Linked DNA regions of Homo sapiens: region 1 is linked to region 2. The links are chromatin loops, found by intact Hi-C in ENCODE. Cell type or tissue: thyroid gland. All regions are shown on one strand.

Evidence for each region. Peaks named below come from ENCODE experiments on the same cell type or tissue, not always from the same donor. Only the 100,000 strongest peaks of a DNase experiment are listed, where the experiment ranks them.
Region 1: it touches region 2 in a loop (2.6-fold over the local background); 3 of 110 quality-filtered maps call a loop at or near these places.

The regions. Positions count from the first base shown.
Region 1 is chr13:112,707,556-112,715,555 of GRCh38, reverse strand. All of the region lies in intron 1 of ATP11A (ATPase phospholipid transporting 11A), which reads right to left. Among named protein-coding and RNA genes, the nearest start is that of ATP11A, 22 kb to the right of the region's middle. RefSeq lists an enhancer at 914-1,743. In thyroid gland, no CTCF peak of the experiment used is centred here; DNase peaks (open chromatin) are centred at 2,965, 3,565 and 4,555; H3K27ac peaks cover 3,951 bases.
Region 2 is chr13:112,788,903-112,796,902 of GRCh38, reverse strand. All of the region lies in intron 2 of ATP11A (ATPase phospholipid transporting 11A), which reads right to left. LOC124903252 (a long non-coding RNA gene) reads right to left here. Exons shown (of 2, transcript XR_007063947.1): 2 at 1,216-8,000. Among named protein-coding and RNA genes, the nearest start is that of ATP11A-AS1, 38 kb to the right of the region's middle. RefSeq lists an enhancer at 6,102-6,821. In thyroid gland, no CTCF peak of the experiment used is centred here; DNase peaks (open chromatin) are centred at 1,422, 4,932 and 5,712; H3K4me3 peaks cover 789 bases; H3K27ac peaks cover 2,982 bases.

The sequences.
Region 1 (8,000 bases), 81 kb after region 2:
CAGGTGGGGGGGGGCCTCAGCCAAGTGAAGGGTGGGGATCGGCCAGGTGCAGGGGATGGGCCAGGTACGGGGATGGGCCAGGTGTGGGGGATGGGCCAGGTGTGGGGAGGTGGGCCAGGTGTGGGGAGGTGGGCCAGGTGTGGGGAGGTGGGCCAGGTGTGGGGGGATCGGCCAGGTGTGGGGAGGTGGGCCAGGTGTAGGGGATTGGCCAGGTACCGGGGATGGGCCAGGACACTACAAAGCCAAGAGTGCACATGTCACCCCAGGTTGGTGCCTCTCTGTAGAAGCAGGCAGGTGACAACACAGTCTTCTGCAATCGAGTTTGGGGCACCTGAGGGGGCTAGTCCTTTTGAGAAGCTTTCGGTCAGGAAAAGCTGCCGCAGGAAACAACCCAAGTGTCCTTCAACAGGTGAATGTGTGAGCAAAACGTGGTATATCCATGCAAAGGAACGGCGGAGTCATACAGGCTACAACACAGGGACCCTTGTGGACTTTGTGCTGAGTGAAATGAGCTGGTCACAAAAGGACAAATCCTGTGTGAGTCACTCATTTGAGCTGACAAATACCTAGAGACAGAAAGTTGAATGGGGCTGCCAGGGTCTACGGGAAGGGGGAAGGAGGAGAGAATTTAAGCGGGACGGAGTTTCAGTTTGGGAAGAAGCGGAAGTTCTGCGGGGGGGCAGTGGTGATGGTGACACAAGGTGAACGTGCTAAAGCACTGAACTGTGCACATAAATCTAGACAAGATGTTGCATGTTTGTTATGTGTGTTTTCCCATGATCTTAAAAGCCTGATCCACAGTGGCCTCACTGACCTGCCAGAAGCCGAGGTGGCAAGGGGCTCTCGGTGCTCTCAGCACCCCACCCGCTCCAGCCCAAGGTCGAGAAGCTTCACCTTCACATTCTCTTGCGTCTCCATAACAGTCTCATCACGCAGAACGCGTATTCCATCACAGACACACAAAGAAGGCAGCAGAGGGGGCTGGAGCCAGAAGCCAGACGGGCCTCCAGGTCAGGAGTGGAGACGCCACCTCTCCTCAGCCCTGGGGAGGCCCAGAGCTGGGCAGGGTTCGGGGAGTGAGGAGGGAGAAAGGGAAGGGGAAGGGCTGTCCTTCAGGTCTCCTCCACACCGCTCCCTGACGAGCCAGCCACACACATAGGAAAGTCACCGTAAACATTTCCCTGCAGAGACGTGGGTTCCCACAGTGGGGTCCTGTGGCTGCAGCGGAACACCCCAGACCAGGAGATGGAGAACACAGCTGGAGCGGCAGCGGGAGGTGCTAATCGGGGAAGGAAAATCGGTGCTAATTGGGAAGGAAAAGAGAAAACAAGGGGAAAGAGAGCGGGTGCAAGACAGCTGGGAGGAGTGGAATTCCAGTAGACGTGGGGCCAGGAAAGGAAGCCGGGTGGGAGGAGTGGAAGGGAGTTGTGGGATCAGGGGTGCGGGGAGTGGAAGGGAGGCTGGGACCAGGGGTCGGGGGAGTGGAAGGGAGGCGTGGGATCAGGGGTCGGGGGAGTGAAAGGGAGGTGTGGGATCAGGGGTGGGGGGGAGTGGAAGGGAGACTGGGGCCAGGAATGGAAGCTGGGTGGGAAGGGAGGCGTGGGATCTGGGGTGGGAAGAATGGAAGGGAGGCTGGGATCAGGGGTGGGAGGAGTGGAAGGGAGGCTGGGGCCAGGAATGGAAGCTACACCCTCTGAACTGCTACTCCCCATCCTAAATAGGTTGCCTGCCTGCGTCCTGACAGCATCCTCGGCCTTTTTCCCCTCAACTGGACACATGCAAACCGATGTCTGGTTTCATTTTATCCTTATCAACAGTTAGCTGTCTGTCATCAGAAGATTAAACGGCCAGAATGTGATCTTCCCGCAAATTAAACCGCGAGTGAAATGTCCACTCTGCCTGAAACAAATGGAGTCTCAGAAGCTGTGGCATTAAACAAGAATCAGACACCTACTGAGACCTCTTTCACAGGCGGCTATGATGGCACTTTAACAAATACTACAAAACTATCTGTCACTTATGCAGTGCACAATTTTTTTATTTATACTTGTTTAATAACATGAATTCTTACATGCATGAGAACCATTACACTTTGAAGTCACTTCGTTTCATGATTATTCATGCCACTTTGTGAACTCCATGTTTTTATTTATTTTTTTTAGAGACGGAGTCTTGCTCTGTCACCCAGGCTAAAGTGCAATGGCATGATCTTGGCTCACTGCAACCTCCGCCTCCCAGGTTCAAGCAATTCTCCTGTCTCAGCCTCCTGAGTAGCTGGGATTACAGGCGCCCACCACCATGCCCAGCAAATTTTTGTATTTTTAGTAGAGACGGGGTTTCACCATGTTGGCCAGGCCGGTCTCAAACTCCTGACCTTGTGATCCGCCTGCCTCAGCCTCCCAAAGTGCTGGGATTCCAGGTGTGAGCCACCGTGCCCAGCCCTCCATGTTTTAGAATACTCTGAGAATGCTAAAATGGATGGATGTGTAGCTGCTGTCATAAGTCTACTGAAATACAGTCGAGCGTGCTCTAAATTTCCAAGCCTCTGCTCACATTAACCAGATACGTCTCTTTCAAACATTCAAACAAATACTCTAGGTCTCCTCAGACACTGAGTTCCAGCATGGCTGCTATAAAAAGAAAGCCCTCACCTCCGAGGTGTTACCACTTTCATACGCTTTGTGTTCAGCAAACACCAGAGACACAACCTCCCCTGGCCTGCACTGAACCCCGAGTCCCAAAAGACAGGGGATGACAAACACCCTCTTTATTTTTTCCAGTGGACATAAGAAAAGGCAGAGGTGGCACCCTGGCTGGAACTGGCCCTCACCTCACCGACTGTGGTCCGGCCATAGAGCCACACCTTGGAAACAGGTTTCCAGTCTCTGTGGGGCACTGACGCCGGTCCAGTGAGAGGGGCTCTGCGCAGGGAGTCGAGGGGCTGTGGACGCTAGCTGACCAGCCGGGACCATCACCCACAGTAGAGAGAAAAGCCTGTCCTTCGGGCCTGTCTCAGAGGCCTAGACAAGGACAGGACGGGGTTGCTGTCCCTCACCTCACGATCCCCCACCCCCAGACCCTCACTATCAGCCACACTGTGGGGCCCAGTGAGCTTGGATAAAGGCTGGTGTGGCACAATGAAGACATCCAGGTAGGGCTTTGAGGGCCATTTAAATGACACCACCTAGCTCCAAGGCTGCTGGAGAAAACCAGCCCTGACTCCCTTAGCCCCAGCAAATTCTAACCATGGAGGGAGCGTTTTGTATGCGGGGCTGGGTGCATAATTAAGCTGCTCTTCCCCCGTGGGCACCACCACATTGTTTACTCCTGGGGAACTACCGGCCACATTTCACCGTGAAGCAAAATGCATCTGTGCTATTTTCAAGCAGCATAGCGTGTGTCACTCAGGGTGGGGAGGGAGAACGGGGAAAACACGTGGGAGCCAACATGCGAAGGAGGCACCTGGCAGCTTCTGCTTTGTTTTTTAAACTCATCGACAAAAGGTCCTGCCCCTGACACTGCAGCCAGCTGTTCTCACTCTGGGTTCAGCACGTTGCTACCCAGACAACAGGGCTGGGAGAAGGAGCCTCAGATTCCTAGGAATGTTAATTAACTAAGGCCTCTCCCCTCCACCCGCTCCTTATCTATGTGCTCCAGAAAGTGAGTCATCCAGGCTCCTGGGCTGTATTCAGAAGGCAGAGAGGCTGGGAGAGGGCGTGGAGCCTTGCTCCCCTACGTTCACAGCAATCCAAGAGCTGCCTCTTACTCCACACATCCGGGCTGTTTCCCAGTCCCGGGAACACTAGCAATTCAAGCCTGGAATTCTGAACAGCCAGGACTTCCAGAGGCTTAAAAAATGGAAGCAAAACAGAGTCTTGCCCGGTCCAAAGCCCTGACCCCTGGCTCAACGCACGGTGCCCGCTGACGGGATGTCCCTGCAGTGCCCCTCCCAGTCCAGAGCCCTGACCTGACTCCTGACCCCTGGTGGATGCGGTGCCTGTTTACGGTGACGTCCCTGGGCTGCTTTTTTTTTTTTCTCATCAGGTGGATTTAAAATTGGATCTCAGGTTCCTCCCCTTTGAGTTTTAACTTTTATTTTATTTACGTATGTATCAGAGACAGGGTCTTGCTATGTTGCCCAGGTTGGCTTCGAACTCCTGGGCTCAGGGGATCTGATCCTCCCACCTCGGCCTCTCAAGTAGATGGGACCACAGGTGTGCATCACCACACCTGGCCCAGCTTTTAGTTTTAACAAGTAATTTGGGACAATTTTCCTGCTGAATACTTCAAGCCACTTTTTTAAGCGACAAAATTTTAGAGCGAATACTACCTTCTAAATTTCAGCATTTTTTTTTAAATGGCTCTGGCTCAGGAAGCATGATGAAAAGTCGGAAGAGCCGCACGCGGCCCAGCTGCCTCGTGGTAAAGTGTCAGCACGCAGGACGGGTCCCCTGGGATCCTGCCTCCTTCCCCCAAATACGAACATGCCAGCCCTCCAACCCTGATTTCAGCAGCCTCTGGTGACCTCTGACCCCGGCACTTTGAGAACCGAGTCCCTGCTTCAAACAGCGGTGGGTGGGTGGGTGGGTGGCTCCGGGTGGTTGGCAGGGGCCCTGCCCTCCGCTCTGAAGCCTCCCGCACTGTGACTAGTGCCCCCTCACATGACGCGGGGCTGGGAGAGCCCCAGGGAGCCGAACCTTCTCTCCCTGCAGGGATGATAGTGACGGCAGGTGAAGACCAACCAGAGCTGTGACTTGTCTGCCCTGTTATGATTTTTAAAATGATTTTCATTACTATCAGCATTTGCCAAAGACTGGAACTGGTCTTCCCCTCACTGTCCACACTCACCACCTGTGAACGCCCTCCCCATGAGACAGCTCTGCCGGGAGTGTTACAACCCCTCCCTGGAACCAGAGAGCAGCCCAGGCCCAGGAAAACCCAGCAGCTCAGCCCTGCGGGGCCTGCTTGGCCACCACAGAGGCCTCCGCCGCCTCCTGGAGCCCTGTCTTCTCCCGCAGGCTCCTTCCTTCCTGTTAACGTTCTAGTCGAGATGGCTCCAAGGGCCCTCATGGGTAGAACTCTTCCAGGGCAGTGGTACAGGAGAAGGGAAAACCTGGGGCGCTTGTTTTCTGGGGAGCGGCCCTGCCCTGCTACAGCCCCATTTGTCACATCCTGTCGGGAAACACTGATTTTTCCAGTCACACACGGTGTGGGCCACTTGCTTAGGGGTGAATTGGGTTTTGAGTTTACATTAGGAGGCATGAGCTGGCTTTGCGAACACGATGCATTCTTTGTGAGAAAGAGCCTTTCCAAAGGGCCCCCAAGGCAGCAGACACAACTTAAACACCACGGCCACACACACGTCTGCAAAGAGGGAGGACCACATGGATGACACTCGTGATTCCCGACTGCAGCCGGCCTCCCCGTGATGCTGAGGGAATGTGGATGCTGAGAGTGGCCGCCTGACACCCGGGTGTCACGCAGTTCCAGGCCCTCACCATGGCTGATGCCCAGCTCCAGGGCAGAGTGCAGGCAGAGGACCTGTGCTGTTGAGACCCTTGCTCTCAGCTGTGGGATGTGGGCAGCATCAGCTCCAACAGGGGCTGGTCAGCAGCAGGGAGCAGCGCGGCCTAACTGGGCTATGCCCTCATGGGCGCAGCTCCTATTTGCAGACAGTTGACAACAAGAGTCAAACTCTGTAAAATATCTGAAGAGATTTATTCTGAGCCAAATATGAGTGGCACAACCCTCAGGATGTCCTGAGAACATGTGTCCAAGGTGGTCGGGCGCAGCTTGGTTTTATACATTTTAGGGAGGCATGAGACTTAAATACATTTAAGAAATACATTGGTTTGGTTCAGAAAGGCGAGACAACTCAAAGCGAGGGGCTTCCAGGCTATAGGTAAATTTAAACATCTTCTGGTTGACAATTGGTTGAGTTTATCTGAAGACCTGGGATGACAGAAAGGAAATGTTCAGGTTAAGATAAAGGATTGTGGAGACCAAGTTTTATTGTGCAGAGGAAGCTCTTAGATAGCGGACTTCAGAGAAGGCAGGTTGTAAATTGCTTTTTATCAGACTTAAAAGGGTGCCTGGATCTTAGTTGATTATTGCCTGGACCTGGAAAGGAAAGAAGGAAAACAAAGGGGGAAGAGGATTCTCTACAGAATGTGGATTTTTCCCACAAGTGACCTTGCAGGGCAATTTCAAGGTATGACAAGGAAATATATTTTGGGGTAAAACATTTTGATTTTCTTCCTTGTTATGCCAGAGTCAGATTGGAAAGTAAGTCATGATATACAGGGTTAAATAAAACCCATCTGATGAGAATTTATGATTTGTAGGGCATGACTCCCCAGACCCCTTAGAAAGGAATTTGGGTAAATTTAAAAAAAAATCAGAGCTTAGTCCTGAAGACACAGCCAGGAGGGGCACAGAGGGCTGGCCAAGAGTCCCACATGGGCCCCTGAGACAGGCTGGCTGGGGACACCCAATTCCCCCTCCCAGACCTGCTTCCGGCACTCCCCTTCCCGCCTGGAACCCTACAGACACATCACACCCATCCCTCCCGGAGTCTACCCTGGAACATGTGCCTGCCCCAGAGGGTCTTCAAGTTAAGACAGGAACCAAATCACTCTCTCTTCCTTGGCCAGGCCCATTAAAAACATAAAATCAGATGCACATGATCCTAGATTCTCTGCACAAACTCCCCCTCCCCCTCCATGAGTTCAAAACACAGGCGGGAGAGCCACTCGTTGGAAGACGACCAAAGCTACAGGCTTGTCGGGCAGGGGTGGGACCAACTCACAGGGCCACACGCAGCCCACGTGGGGCCCACAGTGAGAGGCCACATCTGAGTGACAGCCAGGGAAGCCGAGAAACTGTCCATCAGACTCAGTCGCTCTGAGGTTTGCAAGGGTGACATGTTGATAGAAATCAATATCAACCCATTTTTTAATGAACTAAAATTGTGAGTGAGGGTGCTAAGGAAAAGCCATTAATACTCCTTTTACGTTTTACTTTTCTGTCAACTGCGAAGATTACCTGACAAATAGGGTTTCTAGTCAATTTCATGCTATACTTGCGGTTTTTAAATGAGTCTAACGATGTAAAATATATAATTACTCCATTTTACAATTAAGTTTCTTACTAATAATAAGGGGACTTAGGTTGGTACAAAGGTAATTACGGTTTCGGACCGTGAATTTTAAATCATTATAACTAGGCTCAAACACATCTTTATTAACCAAAATAGTAACCATTACAATCAACACATTTTTGCCAACGAGAAATAAGTTTGTTTATTCCTGTAGCATAAAAATCAGGCTTTGGGATTCGACAAACTCTTGGAAAGCATTTTCTGCATCCTGCTGGTTGTGGAAGCGTTTTCCCTGTAAAAGTTGTCGAGATGCTTGAAGTGGTAGCTGGTTGGTGAGAGGTCAGGTGAATATGGCGGATGAGGCAAAACTTCGCAGCCCAATTTTTCCACTTTTGAAGTGTTGGTTGCGTGACGTGCGGTTGGGCTTTGTCATGGAGAAGAATTGGGCCCTTCCTGTTGACCAATGCCGGCTGCAGGCGTTGTAGTTTTCAAAGCGTCTCATGGATTTGCTGAGCATACTTCTCAAGATGTAATGGTTTTGTGGAGATTCAGAAAGTTGTGGTGGATCAGACCGGCACAGGCCACCAGACAGTGACCAGGACCTTTTTTTGGTGCAAGTTTGGCTTTGGGAAGTGCTTTGGAGCTTCTCGGTCCAACCACTGAGCCGGTTGTCACTGGTTGTCATATAAGATCCACTTTTCGGCGCACGTTACAATCTGATCGAGAAATGGTTTGTTTTTGTTGTGTAGAATAAGAGAAGATGACACTTCAAAATCACAATTTTTTTGATTCTCGCTCAGCTCATGAGGCACCCACTTACCGAGCTTTTTCACCTTTTTAATTTGCGTCAAATGCCGGTCGACTGTGGAATGGCTACATTGAGTTCTTCAGCAGCTTCTCG
Region 2 (8,000 bases):
AGTTTCTATGGACATGTCTCAAGGTCACGGGTCCTTTGCACACCACGTCAGTCTCTGAGCAGCCTGTATTACAAATCCCCGATGTGGCTAGGGCAGGTGTATGATTCTATGGGCATGTCTCAAGGTCACGGGTCCTTTGACACCGCGTCAATCTCCGTACAGTCTGTATTATAAATCCCCAAAGTAGTTAGGACAGGTGTATGAGTTTCTTATGCTGCTATAACAAATTCCACTTTGTGACTTAAAACAATGCAAATTTATTACCTTACTGTTCTGGAGGTCAGAAGTTTGCAATGGGATTCACTGGGTTAAAATTAAAGTATCAGCAGGGCTGGTTCCTTCCTGGAGGCTCCAGGGAGAAACTTTTCTTGCCTTTTCTTGCTTCCTGCAGAGGCTGCCTACATCCTTTGGTCCCCTTCAACCTCTGAAGCCAGTCGTAGCTCGGACAGTCTGTTCTGCCTCCCTCTTCCACTTACAAGTGCCTCTGTGGTTACTTTTGGCCACATGAATAGTTCTATAATCACCTCCCTATTTTAATGTCAGCTGTTTGGCAATCTTGATTCCCTGGCCACAGACAGTGTCATAGTCAGAGGTTCTGGGGATCAGGATGTGGACATCTGTGGGAGGCCATCCTTCTGCCTGCCACACTAGGTTTTCTTCATGGGAATGCAACCAAATTGAGAACCAAAAGGCAAGAGCTCTGGATGGAAAAGTAGCCATACAAACTGAGACAGAGTAGAGAACACATGGCTAGCTCTTCATTTCTTTTGTTTCTCATTCAGAAAAAAAGCAAACAAAAACACCAGATTGCCAATAAAAGTATAGGCACTTTCTTCCTTTACAAAAACCACAATCTTAATTCACAATTTGCTAACCCCACCTCAAGATAATTTAGGTACTCTATCGAAATTCTGGAAATATTTACTCTTTAGCATACTATGAAACACATAGACTTCAGAGTCAGTCCCCATATTCGATCCTGACCCTGCCATTTAAAAACCATGTAAACTTCAGCAAATTATTTAATGATTCTGAGTTCTAGTTTTCTTGTGTATACAACTTGGCAAACATTACACATGTGATCGACCTTTTTAAATATTTGAGAAAGATATATTTTCTCTCAAATGGGCCACAATGAAAAAGTCAGTTACTCTCCATTAGCTTTTAAAAGGATACATTAAAGAAATACCTTAGCTCACCCATGTGAGGCCAGTCTTACTTTCCAGCATCCAAGCCAACAAATTTATTACAATTATACGTTTCCACAAATTTCTATAATACATCACTCAGTAACAAAGTCACATTAATGAAAAAAGAGTCTACTTAAAATTCCACCTTTCATTTACTGAAGTACTTTCAGATGAAAAGTACACGCTGTCCAGGATTCCTTCCAAAGGACCCTTGGAACTACAGTGAAGGTGCAGATGCAACAGGCTGGCCACAAGCTGGGAACTGTGACAGTGGAGACGAGCCACAGAGATTTACAATGCTCCTCTCTATGGTTTTGAAAGTTCCCATGTTACACGAGGAAGTTCTGGTAATATTTATGAGATAAAATATGATCTGCAATCCTTCCAAACATGCAGATCTACTTCCATCAGGCCTGGAAGGCTGTGCAAACTCATGGACTTGCCATAACTTATTTATTTATTTATTTTGAGATGAAGTCTCACTCTGTCGCCCAGGCTGGAGTGCAGTGGCGCCATCTCGGCTCACTGCAACCTCTGCCTCCCAGGTTCAAGCGATTCTCGTGCCTCAGCCTCCCGAGTAGCTGGGATTACAGGCAACCCCCCAAGATGCCCGGCTAATTTTTGTATTTTTAATAGAGACGGGATTTCACCATGTTGCCCAGGCTGATCTTGAACTCCTGACTTCAGGTGATCCACCTGCCTCAGCCTCCCAAAGTGCTGGAATTACAGGCGTGAGCCACCGCACCTGGCAGGGCCTTGCCATATTTGAATGTTACTGTACAGCTTTGGAATTTGAAACCACCTGCATGATTGCTTTATTCTTTTTTTCTTTTCTTTTCTTGAGACAGGGTCTTACTCTGTCTGTCACCCAGGCTGGAGTGCGTTGGCACAATCTCGGCTCACTGCAACCTCTGCCTCCCGGGTTCAAGCGATTTTCCTGCCTCAACCTCCCGAGTAGCTAGAAATACAGGCGCCCGCCACCACACGCAGTTAATTTTTTATTTTTTGGTAGAGACAGGATTTCACCATGTTGGCCAGGCTTGTCTAGAACTCCTGACCTCGTGATCCGCCCGCTTCGGCCTCCCAAAGTTCTGGGATTACAGGTGTGAGCCACTGCGCCTGGCCTCAATTGCTTTATTCTAATCAGGCACTGAGGGCTGCAGCCAAGCCCCATGATGCTGTGTAATCTCTATGTTTCACAGAGTAAGTTATTACTGCTGACCACTACTATTGTCAAAAGGAGGGTTATTAATTCCTGGTGATGTCTAACAAGAAAAGTGAAATCCCAGGGAACTCATTTAAAGGGTCGTGACTGCACTGACACAGCAGTACCATCGGGATACAATCAACTGAAATGAGCATTTTATTCCACACGTTAGAGTGGGAAGGCTGACAATGGTGGACAGTTATCCTTCGCTCATCGTTGTTGAATTGTAAAAATGTAAGTATTTGCCTGGGGACACAATGTAATGTAACACTGGGCCCTTCGACTGTGATACAATCAGTAGACGTCCTCAATCCTAGGAGCTCCTGGCGTGAAAGCCACAGCATAGAACCAAGTGGTTTTCCTCCTACAGGAAATCTGGGAAAACCGAGTGGTGCTTGGCACCTCTCTTCACCTCCAAAGACACCATGTGTTTTGCTGAATGACACGGGACAGTCATTCTTTTCGTTTCTCACTTGTACGACAGACGCCATAGCCAGAGTCCACAGCTGCCCTGGCTCTGATTTTGGCCCTGAGCTGGAACGCCTCACTAGTGTCTGAGCCTCAGGTTTCCGCTGCCTCCTGCCCCTTGGGGTAGCCAGTCTCTGTTTTGTGTTACTTGCCAGCAGTGTGGTGTGCAGACAGGGAAGAGCATGGCCTCACCTGGCCTGCCTCTGGCCTCTGGCTGCGAGACGAACCCGGGCACTGTCCCCTGCCAGCAGCCCAGGCGCCCGCAGGAGCACCTACAAGCTGTCTGAAGCCTCAACTAGTGTTCACCTGAACACAGCTCCAGCACCACAGGGCCCACCTGACAGTCCTGAAAAAGGCGGGGACGCCGGACACCCATCTGCTTGGGACAAGCAGCCACTCGCATGGAACTGAGGTCACTCTTTTGTTTATGACCGGGAGGCAGGGATGCAAAACACAGAAAATTATGCCAGGATGGTGGATTGCTGATGCCGGAAATTCGTGAGCACCCAGAGGGGCTGTTAAGAAACGTGCCCCTGGATGGGCGCGGCGACTCACGTCTGTAAACCCAGCACTTTGGGAGGCCGAGGCGGGTGAATCACCTGAGGTCAGGAGTACAAGACCAGCCTGGCCAACAATGGCAAAACCCCATCTTTGCTAAAAACATAAAAATTAACTAGGTGTGGTGGTGGGCACCTGTAGTTCCAGCTACTTGGGAGGCTGAGGCAGGAGAATCACTTAAACCCGGGCGGTGGAGGTTGCAGTGAGCCAGGATCGCACCATTGCACTCCAGCCTGGGCACAGAGAGAGACTCTGTCTCAAAAATGAAAAGAAAGGGCCCCTGGCTCTGCGGAAGGAAGTCCAAGCCCAGTGCCAGACTACAGGGGCTCTATCCTCTTCTGTGGCCTCAGGCACATGACTGAGCTCTAAGCCTCAGCTTCCTCATGGATACATTGGTAATAATCAGTATTGGTGGGCTCACAGGGTTGTTTTAGAGATTACATGATATAATAAACATGGAAATCATTTATACAAATAGAAGTCATGAAAACACTGGCTATACCTACGAATTGCAGAGGGAATTTTTTCTCCCCAATTACCAGAAGGATTCAACTTTCTTGAAGGCATGGAGGGACAGTATAGTCTAAGCCAACATTTAATTCTGTAGCCTCCTGTGGGCAAAGCTGGGAACCATGTGAATTCTGTGCCCCAAAGTACAAATCTGGAAAAGGAGGCATGCAGTGATCCATCCCTTTGTGGAGTTCAGGATTCCCCACGTGGGGGGTGCAAGCAGGCCTGGGGGAGCTCTGCACAGCACAGGAAGCAGGGAACGGGGCGTGCTGGGCTGTCATTTCAGGTTTTGACACTGCCCAAAGTCTCTCCCCCAAGAAGGAAACAAACTCTATCATCACCTATCACCAGTAACTGCACTTCCGTCAAACAGATGAGAAGTTAAAAATAACCCGACAGCATTTTCATCCTCTATTACGACTTCTTCCATGACAAAGGCTTTCATCCTTTGATTTCATAAAAGCAAACTTGCTGAGAACAAGCTTCTGTGGCACTTAAAAAGTCTTAACTACTAGCATTTCTTTTTTTTAGGTAGAAATCATTTCCTCCGCCACCCCAGGAAAACATAGATACATTATCACAAATGTATTCTCCAAAATCAGTCGTAAACTTAGGTCTTACAAATTAAACAGCATTTTTTTTTCACACATCCTGAGCTGTTAAATGAAAACAATTATGAGTCATCAATTCCAGGCTCGAGAATTCCACTTTGGTTTACCTGGATCAAGGTTACTGTCAGGCCAGCTACCTGCCTAGATTCCAGACTCCAGCCTTTCTGAGGGCCTTTCCTTCCTGAGTTCCATTAGCAAAAGAGGTATTGCCGGATGTAATTTTCCCTTGAAATTACACAACCTCATCCACTTGAAACTGAGACTAAGCTACTAATCCCACCTCTGTGAAGAGCGAAGATCTCAATGCATGGGCGGATTTGAGAGCCCCCTTCTGTCCTCAGAGGTTGAGATGAAAGGCGGCCAAGTGCTCTCCTGGCCCCGCCACACCCTCCACCTGCACGCAGACGGCGCTCCTGAGAGCCTGTTGACCCCGGTCTGTGCGTTCCTGAGTGAGGGCTTCCTGGTAGGAAGGAGACTTACGGCTTCTCAAAGGTCCTGGAAAGCAGCAATAAGCCCACAAAACCCATCCTGACAACCTGCAGGGCTCCCCGGATCAGAAACTGAAGAGACCTTGAGGGGCTCCAGTTCCACAGGGAGCAGCGGAGAGGAAGGGCCCAGCCGAGGGGGAGAGAGGGTAGCACAGAGCCAGGGAGCAGGGCCAGGCGGAGCGAAGCCACCGAGGCCACTGCCTGCAGTGACGTTCGAAACGGACAGTAGGAAAAGGACAAAACTTGAATGACACAGCAGAGGGGTCAGGAGTGGGAGGCAGAATTCGCCATGCTCTGTCATCTCCTCCAAAGCCGCCATGGGCAATGACAGAAGTGCAGCTTCCCGCCAGCCCCTGCCAGGGGTACCAGGACCCTCCTCCAATGCCTGGATCAAGCTCTGCCGCTGCTGCTGGTTTCTTCCCTGTGACCCCACACAGCACCCTCATCTGCAGGGAGAACCAGGCATGTGGGGCTGTCGGGCGAGCTCCGCCCCAGGAAGGGAGAAGCCAGCTCCCAGGGGGCAGGCTGGGTGATGCCTTCACGGCCCCCATCCGGCTCAAATGAGCCACACTGTGCAGGGGGCGCCGCGGTTCCACACGCCCATCACCCATATCCTGGAATCCTGCCCTACAAGTCCACAATGGCACCGTATGTGGACACCTGGGTGCTTCCTGCCTCTCTGTACCTCTGGGCTGCGCAGGCTGAGTTCTAAGCAGTATGTTTGGGATTTGTTTTGGGCTGGAGGGTGGGGGATGGGTGAAGTACATATAAGCTTGGAAACCATCTTCAGTGAGCTCCGCCTGAGACTGCGTCGACTTTGTAAGTATTACCACTGCAGAGACAATATTTTGGATGTGATTTCTCATCAGTACATTTCTCCTTCCATGAATCATGACTGGGAAACCACCCACAGGACTTATCTGGTTGGGACTTTGTTTTTCAGCATTTACATATCCTGTTTCTAGAGGTTAAAGCTATTAAAATTTTTTGCAATCCTGTAGTTACAAATTAATCCCATAAAAAAGGCTTTGAAAAGGTGACCTTTTCTGTTGTAAAATATTCTTTAAAAATGTGCAACTCTTCAAGAGCACATAAATAATTAAGAACCACAGGGGTCTACATGCCAGGATGCTTGAGTGTGAATTAAGTAAGTCTCCACAGGAGTCTACACATCAGGACACCCGGTGTGGATTAAGGAGGTCTATCGCAGGGGTCTACACATCAGGACACCCGGTGTGGATTAAGGAGGTCTATCGCAGGGGTCTACACATCAGGACACCCGGTGTGAATTAAGTAGGTCTCCACAGGAGTCTACATGTCAGAATACCCGGTGTGAATTAAGCAGGTCTCCACAGGGGTCTACACATCAGGACACCCGGTGTGAATTAAGTAGGTCTCCACAGGAGTCTACATGTCAGAATACCCGGTGTGAATTAAGCAGGTCTCCACAGGGGTCTACACATCAGGACACCCGGTGTGAATTAAGTAGGTCTACACAGAAGTCTACATGGCAGGACACCCGGTGTGAATTAAGTAGGTCTACACAGGGGTCTACACGTCAGGATGCTCAATGTGAATTAAGTATGTCTACATAGGAGTCTACATGTCAAGATGCCGGGTGTGAATTAAGTAGGTCTCCACAGGGATCTACATATCAGGACTCCTGGTGTGAATTAAATAGGTCTACATAGGAGTCTACACATCAGGATGCCGGGTGTGAATTAAGTAGGTCTCCACAGGGATCTACATATCAGGACTCCTGGTGTGAATTAAATAGGTCTACATAGGAGTCTACACGTCAGGATGCCGGGTGTGAATTAAGTAGGTCGCCACAGGGGTCTACAGGTCAGGATGCTGGGTGTGAATTAAGTAGATCTACACAGGGGTTTACACGCCAGGACACCCGGTGTGAATTAAATAGGTATACATAGGAGTCCACACGTCAGGATGCCAGGTGTGAATTAAGTAGGTCTCCACAGGGGTCTACACATCAGGACACCGGTGTGAATTAAGTAGGTCTCCACAGGGGTCTACTACACGTCAGGACACTCGGTGTGAATTAAGTAGGTCTCCACAGGAGTCTACACATCAGGACACCCGGTGTGAATTAAGTAGGTCTCCACAGGGGTCTACACATCAGGACACCCGGTGTGAATTAAGTAGGTCTCCACAGGGGTCTACACGTCAGAATACCCGGTGTGAATTAAGTAGGTCTCCACAGGGGTCTACATGTCAGAATACCCGGTGTGAATTAAGTAGGTCTCCACAGGGGTCTACGCGTCAGGACACCGGTGTGAATTAAGTAGGTATCCACAGGAGTCTACGCATCAGGACACCCGGTGTGAATTAAGTAGGTCTCCGCAAGGGTCTACACATCAGGACACTGGTGTGAATTAAGTAGGTCTCCGCAAGGGTCTATATGTCAGGATACCGGTGTGAATTAAGTAGGTCTCCACAGGGGTCTACATGTCAGAACACCGGTGTGAATTAAGTAGGTCTCCACAGGGGTCTACACGTCAGGACACTCGGTGTGAATTAAGTAGGTCTCCACAGAGGTCTACACATCAGGACACCTGGTGTGGATTAAGGAGGTCTCCACAGGAGTCTACGCATCAGGACACCCGGTGTGGATTAAGTAGGTATCCACAGGGGTCTACACATCAGGACACCTGGTGTGAATTAAGTAGGTCTCCACAGGAGTCTACACATCAGGACACTCGGTGTGAATTAAGTAGGTCTACCACAAGGGTCTATACATCAGGACACCCGGTGTGAATTAAGTAGGTCTACACAGGGGTCTACACATCAGGACACCTGGTGTAAATGAAGTAGGTCTACACAGGGGTCTACATGTCAGGATGCTCAATGTGAATTAAGTATGTCTACATAGGAGTCTACACGTCAAGATGCCAGGTGTGAATTAAGTAGGTCTCCACAGGGATCTACATATCAGGACTCCTGGTGTGAA